2 separate regions of the Homo sapiens genome follow, and region 2 is linked to region 1. A link is an interaction called in ENCODE POLR2A ChIA-PET data of the cell type or tissue named here. Cell type or tissue: PC-3. All regions are shown on one strand. Links, peaks and the distances in the headings refer to the core of each region. The heading gives the core; the rest is flanking DNA.

Region 1 (6,031 bases), core at 580-5,579:
AAAAAAAAAAGAGAGAAAAACCTAAATATTTCATATTGATTCCAAGGTGAAACGGGAATATTTTGGCTCTGCTGGGTGAAATATACTATCAAATCATCTGTTCTTTTCCTCTATTTTGTTTATTAATATTTATTTATTTATTTATTTATTGAGATGGAGTCTGTCTCCCTCTGTTGCCAGGCTGGAATGCAGGGGCGCGGGGTGGAACAGGTAACTCCTGCGCCCCTGCCTCAGCCTCCCAAGTAGTTGGGATTACAGGTGCCCACAACCATGCCCAGCTAATTTTTGTATTTTTTGTAGAGATGGGCTTTCATCATGTTGGCCAGGCTGGTCTTGAACTCTTAACCTCAGGTGATCACCCACCTTGGCCTCCCAAAGTGCTGGGATTACAGGCATGAGCCCCTGCACCAGAACGGTATTTATTTTTTTTGAGACAGAGTCTCGCTCTGTCACCCAGGCTGGAGGGCAGTGGCATGATATTGGCTCACTGCAGCCTCCGTCTCCTGGGTTTAAGTGAACAGGCCGGCTAATTTTTGTTTGTTTGTTTGTTTTGAGACAGAGTGTTGCTCTGTCGCCCAAGCTGGAGGGCAGTGGCACGATCTTGGCTCACTGCAGCCTTCCTCTCCTGGGTTTAAGTGAACACGCTGGCTAATTTATGTTTGCTTGAGATGGAGTCTCGCTCTGTTGCCCAGGCTGGAGTGCAGTGGCATGATCTCAGCTCACTGCAAGCTCCACCTCCCAGGTTCAAGGGATTCTCCTGCCTCAGCCTCCCTAGTAGCTGGGATTACAGGCGCCCGCCACCATGCCTGGCTAATTTTTGTATTTTTAGTAGAGATGGGATTTCACCATGTTGCCCAGGCTGGTCTCGAACTCCTGACCTCAAGTGATCCTCCCGCCTTGGCCTCCCAATGTGCTGGGATTATAGGCGTGGGCCACTGTGCCCAGCCCTTTCTATTTAAAATGTTTTAACAGGGAAATCCTGCTAAAACTGGGAAATGTACATTTCGTCTGGGGTGCAATGTGCACATTGGGTTGGGGTGGCAGGGATGGGGACAGGACGGGGACGCTATGGCGTGGTGCCCCGCGTGGAATCTCACCCTCTGGGCGGCTGGTTGCTTCTCCGGCCTCATTTCATTTGATGACCTTTCCACTTGCCCCACCCCGAGGCGGTTGTTGCAGGAGGAGAAGGAAGTATGTGCCTGTCCCAGGGCCGGCCTGGGTCCCACCTGGGGAGAATTCCACAGGATGAAGCGAGCAGGCAGTCGCCTGTGACCCCAGCTTCATAAATCAAATATGTTAGCAAATCCTGCCCGGCACACAGCCTGGGGCACTTGCATGGAGCCAGTGACTTTTTGGTGTGTCCGGGGACAGACTGCACTATGGAGAGGGATGTCAGGGCTGCCCATGCTCTCCGGAGGCAGAAGCCAGCACATATGAGCAAGTCAAGCGCTGTTTATTTACGATGAAAATACCAAGCTGGGGGGTGGGCGTGGTGGCTCACGCCTGTAACCTCAGCACTTTGGGAGGCCGAGGCGGGTGGACGGCTTGAGGTCAGGAGTTTGAGACCAGCCTGGGCAACATGGTGAAACCCTGTCTCTACTAAAACACAAAAATTAGCTGGGTGTGGTGGGCACCTGTAGTCCCAGCTACTCGGGAGGCTGACACACAAGAATCAGTTGAACCGGGAGGTGAAGGTTGCAGTGAGCTGAGATTATGCCACTGCACTCCAGGCTGGGCGACAGAGCAATACTCTGTCTGGAAAAAAAAATACCGAGCTGGGAAAACAGCCGACAAAACACTGTAGGAGTCTTCTTGGGGCCACAGGTGGTGTGCCCCAGGTCCACGTGGGCCTCAGACATGGGGGCAGGGCTATCATGTTGTCGAGAAGTTTTTTTTTTTTTTTTTGAGACAGAGTCTTGCTCTGTCGCCCAGGCTGGAGTGCAGTGGCGCGATCTCGGCTCACTGCAACCTCCGCCTCCCGGGTTCAAGCGATTCTCCTGCCTCAGCATCCTGAGTAGCTGGGACCACAGGCGTGCTACCATGCCTGGCTAATTTTTGTATTTTTAGTAGAGACAGGGTTTCACCATGTTGGCCAGGCTGGTCTCGAACTTCTGACCTCGTGATCCGCCCCTCTTGGCCTCCCAAAGTGCTGGGATTACAGGCATAAGCCACCGCTTCCGGCCTATCTGGAGGTTTTTAATAACCACAGAAAACCTCAACACGTCTGTGTAAAACCTTCCAATGTCAAGGAGTGAGCTGCCCCAGGGCCCCCCAAGGCCTGGCTTTCAGTGACACTCCCTTCACCCTAAAGCCCCGCAAACGTTATTTATTATTTATTTTTTATTATTTTTTTGAGACGGAGTCTCGCTGTCTCGCCCAGCCTGGAGTGCACTGACACAGTCTCAGCTCACTGTAAGCTCCGCCTCCCAGGTTCACGCCATTCTCCTGCCTCACCCTCCCCAGTAGCTGGGACTACTGGCATCCACCACCAAGCTCGACTAACTTTTTTTTGTATTTTTAGTAGAGACAGGGTTTCGCCGTGTTGGCCGGGCTGGTCTTGAACTCCTGACCTCAGGTGATCTGCCCACCTTGGTCTCAAAGTCCTGGGATTATAGGCGTGAGCCACCCAGCCCATGCCCTGCAAATTTTAAAATGCTGCATGTTTTACAGGAAAGGGTCTGGCCCCGGGAGGCAGGGAAATCCTACCCCCTGGACTGCAGCATGTCCGTGGCCAGGGCAAAAAGGGGCATCCCCAGGTGTGTAGCCACCTTTGGGAGCACCCGGGATCCCTTCCCAGGCCTCCACAGTGGAGAAAATGAGGCAACGAGTCCAAAGGACAGCAGGCAGGAGGGGGATCTCGGATGAGGCGGCGGCTGGGTCTGGGAGGTTTCTTGGGGGAGCAGGAGTTGAGAGATCTAGAAACCGCCAGGGTGGACGCACTCTTGCCACATCTACAAAGTAGTTTCTAGAAGTCTGACCCTGAAGCGAGGCAGGGAAGATAGGCAAGACCACGGCTTCTCTCCCGTCCTTCCCTCTGGGGTGCCGTGGGGCTCCAATGAAGCTGCAGGATGGCTGCGCACACCGCAGGGATCCTGGCGCGGGGTCCATCCCCACCTAGCCCAGACTGCCCCTGCTCCCCTGGGACTCCGTGTCCTTTCATTCCTTGCCAATGGCAGGGGGTGGCCGGGACCCTGGGGTTTCCAGGACCGGCCGAGGTCCCGCCGGTTTGGAGCACAGGCAGCCAACACATTCCCCCCGGCCCTCCCGGCAATCCTGAGGGTCCTGGTTACCCACAGGGCGGCACCTTCAACACTTTTTTTTTTCTCCTATTTTTTATTTTTTGGGGCCACACTCCGTCGCCCAGGCTGGAGTGTGATGGTGAGATCTTGGCTCACTGCAACCTCCACCTCCCCAGGCTCAGGTGATTCTCCTGCCTCAGCCTCCTGAGTAGCTGGGACTACAGTTGTGCACTACCATGCCCGGCCAATTTTTTTTTTTTTTTTTTTTTTTTTTTGTAGAGATAGGGTTTTACTATGTTGCTCGGGCTGGTCTTGAACTCCTGGGCTCAAGTGATCTTCTTGCCTCGGACTCCCGAAGTGTTTAGATTACAGGTGTAAGCCACCAAGCCTGGCTTTTTTTTTTTTTTTTTTAAGTCATGTGAGACTTTAGGGCAAAACATAAAGGAGAGCAGCCTGGGGAGCTGTTTGCAGGAGGTGTCAACTCATCTCTTCTTTGGTGTCTGCAGAAAAAAAAAAAAAAAAAAAGCCACACAAGACTAGAAGGGTCACCCTAAGAAGAAAAGGACAATCCAGCAGTTCCCACAGAACCACAAGCCCCCACCTTCTGCTTTGTTTCCTCCAGAAACACAGTTGCCAGCCACCCTTCCCCTACAATTCGCCCGCAGATAATATCAGCTTGCTGGTAGTCTCCAGGAAGTACTGAAGGGGGAGGCTCACAGCCTCAAGAGCTTTAGAGAGCTCAGAGGGACCCTAGAACAGCCCAGCTGCCCACCACACCTAGCCCAGAGGTGGCCTCCTCTATCCGAGCACACAGTCCCGAAGGTAGAAAGGCTGGGCTTTGGATCTCGGACAACCGGAGAAGCAGGCGATGGGCCTCCGGGAACCCCGAAGACCCCAGGACAAGCCCTCACCGTTTCATCTGCAGCCCACTGCGGCGGAACAGTTCAAAGGCCCGAAAGTGTCACATGCCCTGGTGGTCACTTCTGATTTGTTGGGCGAGGAGAGGTGACAGAACCACCCGCCCTGGGCTGGGCCTGCTGCGGACGCAGGGGGAGTGCAGGGCGTGTCTCGGGACCTGCTGGGGTTTCCAACCAAACCGACAGCTTGGAAAGCCAGCGCTTCCTTTCTGTGGGGCTGAGTCTCAGCTCAGCTGCCACTGCTGGGAGCCCCCACTCCCTGAAGCGGGGGGACAGGGAGAGGATGGTGCCACGCTGGGGAAGAGGCAGGGGCGGCCTTCCCGCGGAGGCTACGTGACAGGAGCAGTGTAGAGGAAGTGGTTTCCATCACGGAAGGCCGAAGCTCTGCCTTCCACAGGGGCAGAGATGGTGGCGGGGAGGACACAGAGGGAAACCAGGTGGCATTTCCCTTCTTTTTTTTCAGTAGCCTTGCTCTGTCACCCATGCCGGAGCGCACTGGCACCATCGAGGTTCACTGCAGCCTCAATCCCCTGGGTTCAAGCGATCCTCCCGCCTTAGGCTCCCAAAGCACTGGAATGACAGGCATGAGCCGCCGCCCCCAGCCTCACTCTCCTTCCTTTTGGTGAGAGCCGCCATCGCCTGGGGGCTCACTGCAGGTCTTCATCCCTTGACCCAAAGGGAGAGGCGAGCTCTCCCTAAGGGAGGGCCCTGCGCCCTCCAGCCTCGGCGCCCGGCGATGCGGGTCAGCTCAGGGATGTCCTCTCCGTGCTGGGCTGAAGCAAAGCCCAGCACCCAACGCCGAACGGAAGAAAGAAGCAGGATGGCGCGGTTTGCTTTTTCTCTCCCTGTTTTGTTTTGTAACCTAAGGAAGCAGAGCCTCTGAGACCACACACAGCAGCGTCGCCCGTCCCCAGAGGCACCCCGGCCAGGACGGGCAGGAGAGGAGACCCCCGTTCCTGCATGCGCTGTCGCCCCGCCACGGTGCTCTCCGCAGGGGTGAGGCAGGAGGGTGGGTGGAGGCGCCAGCCTGTCCTCAGCTGGAAGGGCGGGGCATGGACAGGGACGGTGGGCAGGTCACCAGCGGGACGCAGGGAGCCCGGCCACTGTCACACGGCGGTGCGCGTGGGTGTGCCGGGCTGGTTCAGCCGCAGGGTTTTACACAACCAGCCGGCAAAATCCACTTCTTCCACCTCGGACCGCTTGATGAAGGTGTGGTTCTGCAAGGAAAGGGGAGCCGTGAGCACCCGGGCCTGGAGTCACAGTAGGACGGGGAGGGCCAGCGTCTGCCCAGCCCTGGCAGATGGTACGGGACAGAAAGCAAAAAACAGAGGAGACCCTCCCTTCCCCACAGGAAGACGCACTCGGGGTAGGAGAGGGAAAGAAACCCAGAAAGGGGCAGCGGCGTGTGCCAGGCCTGGGAGGGGTCTCAGGATGCTGCACTCCACCTGGGGCGGGGACACCACCAGCACGGCAGCCTGCGCTCCCAGGGGAGGGTCTACGCTCGCGCAAGCCCAGGGTCCTCCGGCCGCTGTGGACACCGGGGCCGGATCATTCTCTGGCGTGGGGCCATCCTGGGTACTGCAGGGTACTGAGCAGCGTCCCTGGCCTCCACCCACTCCATGCCAGGGGCTTCCCCAAGTCGTGACACCACAATGTCCTCAGCCATTGCCAGGGTCCCCCGGAGCAGGACAGCCCAGGCAAGAACGGGCTGTTCCACAGAACTCCGCGAAGAGCATTGTACAGGCACCGTCCCACTCGCCAGCACATGAGGCTCCAGAGCCCCTGGACTGTGGCTCCCATGGCTTGAGAACAAAAGCCTCAATTTTATTTCAGTTTAACAAATTAATTAAATACTTTTACTTTAATTTTTTTTTT
Region 2 (5,109 bases), core at 1-5,000, 290 kb after region 1:
GCTGGCTCCCTCCCCAGAGAGCTGCAAGGTTGGGAAAATTTGCAAAGAACAAAACGTGAGCTAGGCAGGCCTAGCCTGACTCACATCCTGGGGACCCAGCTACCACATTTGGGCAGTTTCTTATCCAGGAGGATGCCCGGGAACAGTGACAGGTCTGAGGTCTGGGCGGATAGGACACGGGAGAGGCAAGCACTGGAGGCCAAACAGAAACCGCCTAAATCCCTGCCTGGCTGCCAGCAGGGAGGAGGGCACTGAGGTTCTCTACAGAATGCGTGGTGGGCAGAGCTGTGAGCGGGCACTGAGGAATGTGCCTTCACCTGTCTCCTCTGCCTATCTGGCACACTTACACAGGGACACCAGGCTCTGGTGACAGGTGACTCATGCCCATGGTGGCCCACAGTCACGAAGACAGGTTTTCTGAGGTGTGGCTACCAAAAGCACCCAGGCCAGAAGTCATCCCGGGTGGCACGGGGCAGGGCAGGGGGTGGTGAGAGGCGGTCAGCAGCTCTGCACAGCCAGCCGCGCCTGTGCACTGGGGCCCTCTGCGAGCATTAGGTGCCAGCAGCTGTCACCTTGCAGTGGCCACTCCTGCCCCCTCGCCAGGTCACGTGCACTGGCTCTGGCGCATGGGTGCCCCTGGCCGCTCAGAGGCACTGCCTGCTCCTTACACAGTGATGTCGGTGGTGGAAACCCGGGCTGGGAATCTCAGAATTGCTGACCACGGCCTCAGCACAGAGGAAGCAGGCAAATGGCCCGAGTCCCCCCACCATCTCCCCTGCAGCGAGAAGACTGCAGCCTCTCCTGTCTGAAGACTCGCGTTTGGGTCCCGGGCCTGGGAGATTCTGGCGGGTGCAGCCTGCTTCCCAGGGCCCCTTCTGCCCCGCTGTGGCTCATCGTCCTTGGAGGGACACCACTCGGGACAGGCTCTCGTCGCCAACCCACCCCAAGTTCTCTGTCCTCAAACACAAGCTTCCTGCCAGCAGGGCCAGGCACAGGGACAGGGGTGGCAGAGGCAGCACAGGGCCTGGCACCCAGGTGGCGTCAGTCACTGAGTATATGGTGAGATAATAAATACTAGTTGTTGAGATAACAAATAAATAAGAAGCAGCCCTGCCCTCGGGAGCTCAGGTGTGCCAGTAACACATCAGAGCAAAGGTGTGCCGTAACGCCACGAGGCAAGCAGGCTGACGTGGGATTAGGGTGCCTGGATGGGCGACACCGGGACTGGATGTGGTTCCAGCTCTGCCGTTCGGGGCTGTGACTCTGAGCAGGAACACAAACCCCTCTGAGCCTCGGTTTTCTCAACCATCTCAGGCGTGGATGTGCTTTAGAAACTACACACCACCAGGCCAGGTGCGGTGGCTCACACCTGTAATCCCAGCACTTTGGGAAACCGAGACGGGCAGATCACCTGAGGTCAGGAGTTTGAGACCAGCCTGACCAACAGGGAGAAACCCCATCTCTACTAAAAATACAAAAATTAGCTGGGCATGGTGGTGCATGCCTGTAATCCCAGCTACTTGGGAGGCTGAGGCAGCAGAATCGCTTGAACCCGGGAGGCGGAGGTTGTGGTGAGCTGAGATCGCGCCATTGTACTCCAGCCTGGGCAACAAGAGTAAAACTCTCTCAAAAAATAAAAATAAAAAAAACAGAAACCATACACCACCCTACGATCCTAGGCTACTGTGCACTGAGCAACTGAGTCCCGAGGAATGATGGGTGTGGGGCCGGCCAGGGGTTTCACCTCCGCCCCACGACACTGCCTCTGAGCCCAGTTTTTCTGGAGCAAGAGGCTTCATGCAGGCCCTTAAGAAGAAGAAGAAAAGGAACACACCTTACCTGAGTCACACCCATCTCCAAGGGACCCTGGTGAGGCACTCACAGGACCACGCACACCAGGAAAAACTGGCTACAGCTGGCTGATCGTGCACGAAATCTCATGTTGCGCCCAGAGCGCCTCCAGATCAGCCACAGAGTCAAGTCCCGGTTCCAAAATGCTCACAGCACGGGACATATTTGTCAATGGCCGTGACACAAATTCTGAGGTTCTACTGGCGGACGAGGGCGGGAGGAAAGAAGCAAAGGACTGCCAGGCTTGGTGGCTCATGCCTGTAATCCCAGCACTTTAGGAGGTCAAGGAAGCAGATCACCTGAGATTGGGAGTTCAAGACCAGCCTGGCCAACATGGTGAAACCCCAGGCATGGTGGCTCATGCCTGTAATCCCAGCTACTTGGGAGGCTGAGGCAGGAGAATTTCTTGAACCCAGCAGGTGGGGGTTGCTGTGAGCCAAGATCACACCACTGCACTCCTGCCTGGGTGACAGCGCAAGATGCTGTCTCAAAAAAAAAAAAAAAATAAAGCAGCAAAGGACCAAGAGAGAAAATGACTCAACTTAAAAAGAAGGTTGGTAGAAAATTCCCCACATCCCTGACACACACCTGCTGCTGTCTCACACCCCAGGCAGCTGCCACAGCCGCTGCGCCCTCTCTCCTGTTTCCCAATCAACCTGCATTCCTGTCTTCCTACCAGCTGGGAACTTGGCACAGCTGCCCATCCTGAACGCAACTCCTTCCCTGGGGATGTCCCGCCCTCCCTGCACCTCTGCACACCCACGCTCTTCCTGCCTTCGAGAACGTGCCTCTGTGCATGGGCGAGCCTGTGGCCGTGACTGTGACCCCTCACTGCCAGGATGGCTGCTGCTGCGACGTCAACACAAAGCACGCCGCTCTGCCTTGTGCTTACTTGTATTTTGGGGGGAAAGCAGCCCTGCCCCCCAAGGCTTGCTTCTCTGTTGTCATCGCCCCAAAGGACAAGGGACTGGTGCTGCCACTTCCTGAGCTACGAGCAGTAAGAATATTCAAATCTCTCCCACCCTGCCATCATGGTCTGGTAGCCAGGCTCCTCCCAGGGTGGCTTCCACTTCCCTGGAAGGACTGGCCCCACGGATGCTGCATGGGCTCAGGTTGGAGGGGAAGGACACGGCAGGGCAGACCCATGCTGCTGGGGCCCCAGTGCTGGGGGCCTCCCTCCAACACCTGCCTAAGGGATGCCCAGGGCAGGGCTCTCTCCCTGCACCGGAAACTCTCCCTCCTTTCCTTGCTTCTTCCTACATCCAAATTCTGCCCATTCTTCAAAGCCACGGTCTGGAGCCATCACTGAGGTCCAAGTCAGGCTGAATGAGTATTTACCTGTGCCAGGTACAGTGGAAAAGGAAAGACACGTAACCCAGGCTCGCACACACACAAGAACCTAAGGCCCTATGACAGACAGGACGCCAGCGGGGAGGGGCCGCTTCCTCCTTGCGGGGAGGGAGCCAGGGTGAGGCAGGAAGGAGGTGGCCGTGGCCGTGGGCTTTTAAGGATGGGTGGGATCTGGGAGCACGCAGGAGAGAGGGCATGACATGAGCCTGCAGCAGTGAGGCTGGCTTGGAAACATGCCCAGGACAAGGTTTGGAAGTGCCCGTTTGGAAGATGTGGGAGGGCGTCACGGGTGGGTATCTGGCTCCAGCTCTTGGACTGGAAAAAACGTGCGTCAAACTCATGAATTGTCAACTGTCTTCAGGACAGTCGGCGGTTTTGAACATGATCTGCTCTGGTGTTTCTGGGGTGTGTGGTCCCCTCAGGCTTAGACGGGCAATAGCATGTTCTGTGTAAACCTGAATGAGGGGACGGTTTTCAAAATCCAAGTTAAGTAACGGGGACTGAATTTTCTATCAGTCCACTAGCTTTTAAGTCACCAAGGTGGGATTCCAGAGGCCAGGGAACAACTTCTGCGAAGTTGAAGATTAGTTCCACAGAGTGTCACAGCCAAGGAAGGCTGGATGGAACCCCAGCTCTTAGCAGGGCACCTCAAGCCAACATGGCAAAGTGAACCGGTCCTATTTCCTTGTTGATTTCAGGGATGAGAGCTAACAGAGGAAAAAACAACTCTGTTTCCCCACCGGCCTCCTCTCCCTCTCTCTGTTCCCCCAGCCTCTCTGTCCCCCTGCCTCTCTCTGTCCCCTCTCTCTGTCCCCTTTGCCTCTGTCCCCCTGCCTCTCTCTATCCCCCTGCCTCTCTGTTCCCCTGCCTCTGTCTCCCCTGACTCTCTCTGTCCCCCTGCCTCTCTCTCCCATCTCTCTCTGTCCCCTCTGCCTCTGTCTCCCATCTCTCTCTGTCCCCTCTGCCTCTCTCTGTCCCCCTACCTCTGTCTCCCGTCTCCCTCTGTCCCCTCTGCCTCTCTCTGTCCCCCTATGTCTCCCGTCTCTCTGTCCCCTCTGCCTCTCTCTGTCCCCTCTGCCTGTCTCCCATCTGTCCCCTCTGCCTCTCTCTGTCCCCCTACCTCTGTCTCCCCTCTCTCTGTCCCCTCTGCCTCTCTGTCCCCCTACCTCTGTCTCCCATCTCTCTGTCCCCTCTGCCTCTCTCCGTTCTCCTGCCTCTGTCTCCCCCGCCTCTCTGTCCCCCTGCTTCTCTGTCTCCCGTCTCTGTCCCCCTGCCTCTCTCTGTTCCCCCTGCCTCTCTCTGTCTACCCTGCCTCCGTCTCCCCTGCCTCTGTCTCCCCTGTCCCTCTCCACCCCCTCTGCCTCTCTTCATTTCCCCCGCCTCTCTGTCACCCCCCACACGCCTTTTTTTTTTTTTTTTTTTTTTGAGACAGAGTCTCGCTCTGTTGCCTAGCTGGAGTGCAGTGGCGCGATCTTGGCTCACTGCAAGCTCCACCTCCCGGGTTCACAACATTCTCCTGCCTCAGCCTCCCGAGTAGCTGGGACTACAGGCACCCGCCGCCACGCCCCGCTAATTTTTTGTATTTTTTAGTAGAGACGGGGTTTCACCATGTTAGCCAGGATGGTCTCGATGACCACAACAAATCGCCACAAACCTAGTGACTTACAGCCACACACGACGTCTTCAACGACATATTAAAGCAACACAAAGTCTTCACTAGGTCAGACCCTGACAGGGATCACCCCGGGCTAAGATTGAGATACTATGAGCTGCACTCTATTCTGGGGGTTCTGGGGCTTTCCTGCCTTTTCCAGAATCCAGAGGCCACCCACATCCATTGGCTCACGGCCCCCTCCTCCCTCCATTGTCAGAGCTAGCAGGCGCTGGCCCCTCAACAGCTATCTCTTG

What was found. ChIA-PET counts read pairs that join two places held together with the same protein. Peaks named below come from ENCODE experiments on the same cell type or tissue, not always from the same donor. Only the 100,000 strongest peaks of a DNase experiment are listed, where the experiment ranks them.
Region 2: POLR2A ChIA-PET joins it to region 1 with 12 read pairs; 3 of 35 experiments call an interaction of 5 or more read pairs at or near these places.

The regions. Positions count from the first base shown.
Region 1 is chr19:4,085,336-4,091,366 of GRCh38, forward strand. It overlaps MAP2K2 (mitogen-activated protein kinase kinase 2), which reads right to left. Exons shown (of 11, transcript NM_030662.4): 11 at 4,986-5,373. The coding sequence ends at 5,263. Among named protein-coding and RNA genes, the nearest start is that of ZBTB7A, 21 kb to the left of the region's middle. RefSeq lists enhancers at 3,951-4,120, 4,399-5,175, 4,531-4,610. In PC-3, for the core only: no CTCF peak of the experiment used is centred there; no DNase peak of the experiment used is centred there.
Region 2 is chr19:4,377,086-4,382,194 of GRCh38, forward strand. All of the region lies in intron 1 of SH3GL1 (SH3 domain containing GRB2 like 1, endophilin A2), which reads right to left. Among named protein-coding and RNA genes, the nearest start is that of SH3GL1, 21 kb to the right of the region's middle. RefSeq lists enhancers at 485-1,217, 2,203-2,282, 2,743-2,792, 2,843-2,942. In PC-3, for the core only: no CTCF peak of the experiment used is centred there; DNase peaks (open chromatin) are centred at 326 and 2,506; H3K4me3 peaks cover 173 bases; H3K27ac peaks cover 2,641 bases.